Linked DNA regions of Mus musculus: region 2 is linked to region 1. The links are chromatin loops, found by intact Hi-C in ENCODE. Cell type or tissue: left cerebral cortex. All regions are shown on one strand. Links, peaks and the distances in the headings refer to the core of each region. The heading gives the core; the rest is flanking DNA.

The links. A loop is a pair of places that touch in the nucleus more often than their neighbours do. Peaks named below come from ENCODE experiments on the same cell type or tissue, not always from the same donor. Only the 100,000 strongest peaks of a DNase experiment are listed, where the experiment ranks them.
Region 2: it touches region 1 in a loop (2.2-fold over the local background); 2 of 42 quality-filtered maps call a loop at or near these places.

What each region holds. Positions count from the first base shown.
Region 1 is chr19:61,222,354-61,225,271 of GRCm38, forward strand. Csf2ra (colony stimulating factor 2 receptor, alpha, low-affinity (granulocyte-macrophage)) reads right to left here. Exons shown (of 12, transcript NM_009970.2): 11 at 2,780-2,861; 12 at 2,049-2,680. The coding sequence ends at 2,651. Among named protein-coding and RNA genes, the nearest start is that of Csf2ra, 4.6 kb to the right of the region's middle. In left cerebral cortex, for the core only: no CTCF peak of the experiment used is centred there; DNase peaks (open chromatin) are centred at 1,797, 2,484 and 2,560; H3K4me3 peaks cover 97 bases.
Region 2 is chr19:60,869,100-60,872,017 of GRCm38, forward strand. It overlaps Prdx3 (peroxiredoxin 3), which reads right to left. Exons shown (of 7, transcript NM_007452.2): 3 at 2,321-2,462; 4 at 905-1,040. Among named protein-coding and RNA genes, the nearest start is that of Prdx3, 4.0 kb to the right of the region's middle. In left cerebral cortex, for the core only: a CTCF peak has its summit at 1,578 (motif pointing right); no DNase peak of the experiment used is centred there.

The DNA of each region.
Region 1 (2,918 bases), core at 419-2,918:
TACCTCAAAACAACAACAACAACAACAACAAAGAGTGACACCTTCATGATATCAGGGATTTTAAAGTATGGCTTCCCATGAGAACATACACCCCTCAAATGAACATTTGCACTTAGCCTTGTACAAAAGACTATGGTTTGGGTCTAGGGTCTAGATTGTATTCATTTTCTCTGCCAGTTAAATAACTAAAACAGGAGAAATCCACAGCATTACAGGCAGCAGTGTTATGGGGATGTCCATGAGAGAGGACTCCTAGGACATGGGTTTAAACCAATAGAATATCTCTATTAGCCAGCAGGCAGTAGTGCTTGGTGTTAGGGATCCCAGGGTTGCACCAAACCTTTCTCAGGGTGAGTTTTTTTAAAAAGATTTATTTATTAATTTTATTTATGTGAATACACTGTAGCTGTCTTCAGACACACCAGAAGAGGGCATCAGATCTTATTACAGATGGTTGTGAGCCACCATGTGGTTGCTGGGAATTGAACTCAGGAAGTCTGGAAGAGCAGTCAGTGCTCTTAACCGCTGAGCCATCTCTCTAGCCCTCAGGGTGAGTTTTAAATACCAAAGCCATATTCTAGGTTGACATACTTCAAATGGTAAGAACAGTTAGCCAGAAGCAGAAGTACAATAGCCAAAAATCCTGGTTAGTACTGAAAGATCCTGACAGAATATAAAAGGTCACAGAAACCCTGAAATTGGCAAGATAGATTTCATTGCTAGCAGAACTAGCTTCACTGACTTAGAAAAATAGAGGTGCACAATGCTCTGGCCACTCCTTGAACCCGTGTGTCTGCCAATGTTTTTGACCGTTCCTTGAACCCATGTGTGTGCCCACTGATGAAGCCCATTGCCAGGTGTTTGTGATATTGGCTGCTGGGAAAGAGTCAGAGAATCTCCCCAGCAACCACAGCCAGGTCAATCCGGAGTTGCTACACCTGCACCAGACTCTTTCCTTGTACCCCTCCCATACCCATTTCTTGAGAATAGACATTGTTTAGATCTGGAAATCCCCTACAACCCCCTACTCCTTTCCCCCCTGAGGGCCTATAAAAACTGGGACCTCTTTCCCCTTGAGGTTGACTCCTCTACCCCTGCGTGGGATATGAGTCGTCCCCAGAGCTCTGGCTTTCCCCAAATAAAGCCTCATGTGGTTTGCATCAAGCTTGGTCTCTCGTGAGTTCTTGGGTGTCCGATATTGTCCCAAGGACTGAGCGAGGGGCTCCTCTCGGAGTCTTTCAGTATATTTAGGGACCTTCTCAGAACTATGGACTTTGATGGATTTTGCTTTTGTTTTATTTATGGTAAATGGTACTGTCTATGTGCTCAGTTTTTTGGTTTTTTTTTTTTTTTTTTGATTCAGTTAAGTTCTGTTCCACTAGTAGCTGGAAAAGAAGGGGGAGAAACAGAAGTGACCTGGAACAATACGTCTCAGGACAGCCAGCCACCTCCATCTTGATGAGGGAGATTAGTCAGAGGACAAGATGGCTGCCATCCACATGTCTGTCGCCTTTCATCTTTGTGAGGTCAATGTGCAACCGAGTGACAGAACAAGGAAGTAGACATGCAGACAACAGACATGCAGGTGCACTACCTCCCTTCTGTTTTTGGATAAGAGACACACAATTTTTATTATTTACAGTAAGCCTTAAACAGCACTCTGACAGCTGGGCAGATATCTACCTTCTATGTAATTAGAATTTCCTTTTTTCTTTTCTTTTATTTTTTTTAATTCTCAGGACCTGCATGGTAGCTTCTCCTAGGTTCTGGTGCCCTCTTCTGGCATGCAGTCATATAAGGCAGCAGATAGAGCACGCACACACACACACACATTTACATTGAAAACTAATAGTAATAATAAATAAGTAATAATAAGAAAAAAAGATCCTAGCTTCGGCCGGGCTGTGTGGGTGGCAGAGGCAGGCAGGCAGGCAGAGAGGACCTCTGTGAGTTTGAGGCTACCCAGGCCTACACTGAAAGTTCCAGGCAGGGATGCCGGGGCTACACCAAGAGAAACCCTATCTGGGGCAAAAGAAAACAAAAGCAGAAAATGTTCTGGCTTTTATTTTACAGACATATGATTCTTCTAGTACTACTGACTATCGAACTTTGATCATGAAGGCACGTTGGATTTTATGACAGTTTGTGTCTGTGTGTGTGTGTGTGTGTGTGTGTGTGTGTGTGTGTGTGCTGGCTGTTAAGGTAAAATATTAAGGGTTAGGGTTTGTTAAGAACTGAGCAAACTATTACGGTGGGGATATGCACGCTGTCCCTGCCATCCCTGGAACTGAGGCAGGAGGATGGCCACGAGTACTGATTTTTTTGGGATGGGCGGCCTTGATTGACAGTGGCAGGCTTCCCAGTCACCTGTGCTTCCTGTCGGGGTGGGCGGGGCTATAGAGGAGGATTTGGTTGGACTGTGATATCACGGTGACATCAATGTCGTTAAACATGCCCTTCCAGGGTGATTGACAGGATGAGACTGGACACGCCCACTTTGGTGATTGATGAACAGGGCAACAGGGGTCCAGTCACACCAGACGTGGGGGTGGGGAGCGGTCACGATGACGTCTATCAGCATCGCTTCATGACATCAGTTGATGTCATGAAGTTTAAGTCCTTCCTGTCAGTCACGTTGGGGGCGGGACGTCTAGGGCTGCAGGAGGTCCTTCCTGAGGGTCTGGGGGGGGGGGGTGGACGGGGGTCAGAGGTCACGCCTTGGGTTACAGGGGACAAGCCTCGCGCCCCACCCCCACCACGAGCGCTTGTGACTTTTGACCTCAGGGTTCACTCGCACGTCGTCGGACACCTTGTCCCTGATCCCTGGGATGGGCGGGAAGAGTCGGCGCGTCACCTCGAACCTGAGGGAGAGGGCAGGGCAGGGCAGGGCAGAGTTCACAGTGGCCATCCCCCTGCCT
Region 2 (2,918 bases), core at 139-2,638, 350 kb before region 1:
AGCATACTCTGCCGTCTTTTCCAATTGTTAAAGCAACTGTTGAAATGAAAACTAAATTCTCAAATATAAAAATGAAGAAAGTAAATTATTCAAGTCACCATTGTTAGTCCTGAAACATACCTACTGAAATTTTGAATTTTTTCTTCCCTAGCAGATTTGTAGACATCAAAAATAGTACAGCCAACTATTAAGGGTTCAAAGTGTAGGCCCAAGAGGAGGTAAAAGAAGATGACAGCCACATCACTTGTCCCACTAAGCCTGTCTCCATTACTTGGAAGATATGCATGGAATGAGCAGTAAAGATACAAACAACATCCAGGGAGTTGTTACTACCATAGCTTACAAACTGCTGACAGGAGAGGATCTACAAAGAACCTACTTCAGGAGGATATGGCTCACCTGGTACAGGTACAGCATTTGATCCCCAGCAAGGCATAAGCCAGGTTCTAGAAGGTGGAGGCTGGAGGATCAGAAGTCATCTGAGCTAATACACCCTAACCTTGAGCCTGGAATACTTGAGATTCTGTTTTTGAAAGGAAGAAAGGAGGGAAGGCAGGTAGACAAATGTTCCCTTCAGACTGTCTTATGTTTTGACAACCTTTAGACTTTGTATTAAATCTCTCTTGTTAGTGCAGGGGGGCAGAAGTTGCTGGGGAATGAGCAAGAGACACTCCCACAAAGCTAAAAAGGATTTTGAATGTCATCATCACAAAAAAATGATTCAAGAAAGAGTACTGAATAGCTTGATTTGATCCATAGACAATGCACACATGTATCAAAACATCACATTGTATCCCATAAATATATACAATGTTTTTATTGTGTGGTCAGTATTATTTGTGAAGTAGAAGTGACACCAAAGAATAAAATAAGACCAAGGAAAGGTGACTGTCACCCAACCTACCTTTCTTGGTGTGTTGATCCAGGCAAGATGACTGAAGTGGGAATCCACTGAAACTGCAACTACTTCACAGTTTACATCATGAAATTCATTGGCTTTGTCACTGAAAGCAACAATTTCTGTAGGACACACAAATGTGCTTGGGGGGAAAAAAGAGAAAGTTTCATTAGATCATAAAAAAGCAAAAACTTACAACAGTTAGAAGTCTAAAACTAAATTGATTTGCTTAGGGGTGAAAGACATGAAATCGGCTGGGTATGCTAGGTGTGATAGCATAAACCTTTAATCCCAGAACTCTGATGGTAGAGGCAGGAGGATCTCTGTGAGTTCAGACCAGCCCGGTCTACATATGGAGACCATGACCCCCCCCCCCCAAAAAAAAAAAAGGGAAAAAGCAAGCTTCGTTTTGGGCATGGTGGCGTCTACTTTTAATCCAAGCACTGAGGAGGCAGAGACAAGCTGATCTCTCTCAGTTCAAGGCCAGCCTAGTCTACAGTGAGTTCCAAAACATCTGTAGAGAAAATCTTGCCTCAGGTAAACAAATGAATGAATGAATGGGATTGTGAGGCATGTTTAAAGAGTTAAAAGAAAACCTGTACTTTTAAATAAAGTAACTTTATGAAAAATTCATTTTATTTTTTTAATGTATGAGTTACACTGTTGCTGTCTTCAAATACACCAGAAGAGGGCATCAGATCCTGATACAGATGGTTGTAAGCCACTATGGAAATTGAACTCAGGACCTCTGGAAGAGCAGCCAGTGCTTTTAATTTCTGAGCCATCGTCTCTCTCCAGCCACAAAATAATAATAATAATAATAATAATAATAATAATAATAATAATAATAATAATAATAATTTCCTATATTACTTCTACCCAGACTGTTGTAAAGTTTAGACTGGCTTAGGGAACCATTTATCAAAAGTATGTGAGACAGAACTGTATTAAAGGCTGATAGTATAATCCAGTAAGAGTGCTTGCCTAGTATTCACAGGGCCCAGGGTTTGATCCCCAGTACAACCAGAAAAACTGACAGAACCATACTAAAACTCCTCCATTAAAAGGGCTGGGCAGTGCTGGCACATGCCTTTAATCCCAGCACTTGGGAGGCAGAGGCAAGCGGATTTCTGAGTTCGAGGCCAGCCTGGTCTACAGAGTGAGTTCCAGGACAGCCAGGGCTAGACAGAGAAACCTTGTCTCAAAAACAAACAAACAAACAAACAAACAAACGAATGGGGGAAAAAAAAAAAAAGGAAGGATGTTTCCTCCCACTATGGTTATATGAGGTACAGATGGCCAAGGACAGTGAACAAAAATTAAAAAGAATCTTTCTCTCCACTAAAAGAGGAATTTCAGCGTGGGTTAGAGATCAATACCAGCTCTCAGAGGGACATGAAAATATTATAAAATCAAACTTACAAATCCAAAGGGTAGAAGAAAAGCACCAAGTATTTTCCCTTAAAGTCGTCGAGACTCAGCTCTTTGAACTCTCCATTGACAACAGCAGTACCTTTAAAATAGGGCGCGTGCTGGGTGACAGCAGGGGTGTGGAAAGAGGAACCTAAAAAAAAGACCACACACCTGAATGTAGCTTGTCATCCACCACATCGAGTACTGCATGATTTTATTTAAACTCCTTTTGTTGGAACATATCAAGTAAACTTACTATTTGCCATAACTGGTGACATAAGTTGTTTATTAATTTAACTCAATAAGATGGTTCACTTCAGTTGTACATCTTAGGTAAAGTAATTTTGCCCTTCAGCACAATTCCAAAGTATATACACAAACTCAACTCAGTGGTAGGGAGGAGTGTGTGTGTGTGTGTATACGCGCGTGCGCGCACACACTTGTGAGCATGAATATGAAGGATGGAGGACACACAGATCCTCAGAAGACATCTACCATTTTTTAAAAACCCTTTCTCTCTTTTAAGAGTCTTTTATAAACTCAGCTCACCAAGTAGGGTAGGGTAGCTGGCACTGAGCTCCAAGGACTCAGTGGTCGCCTCTTTCTC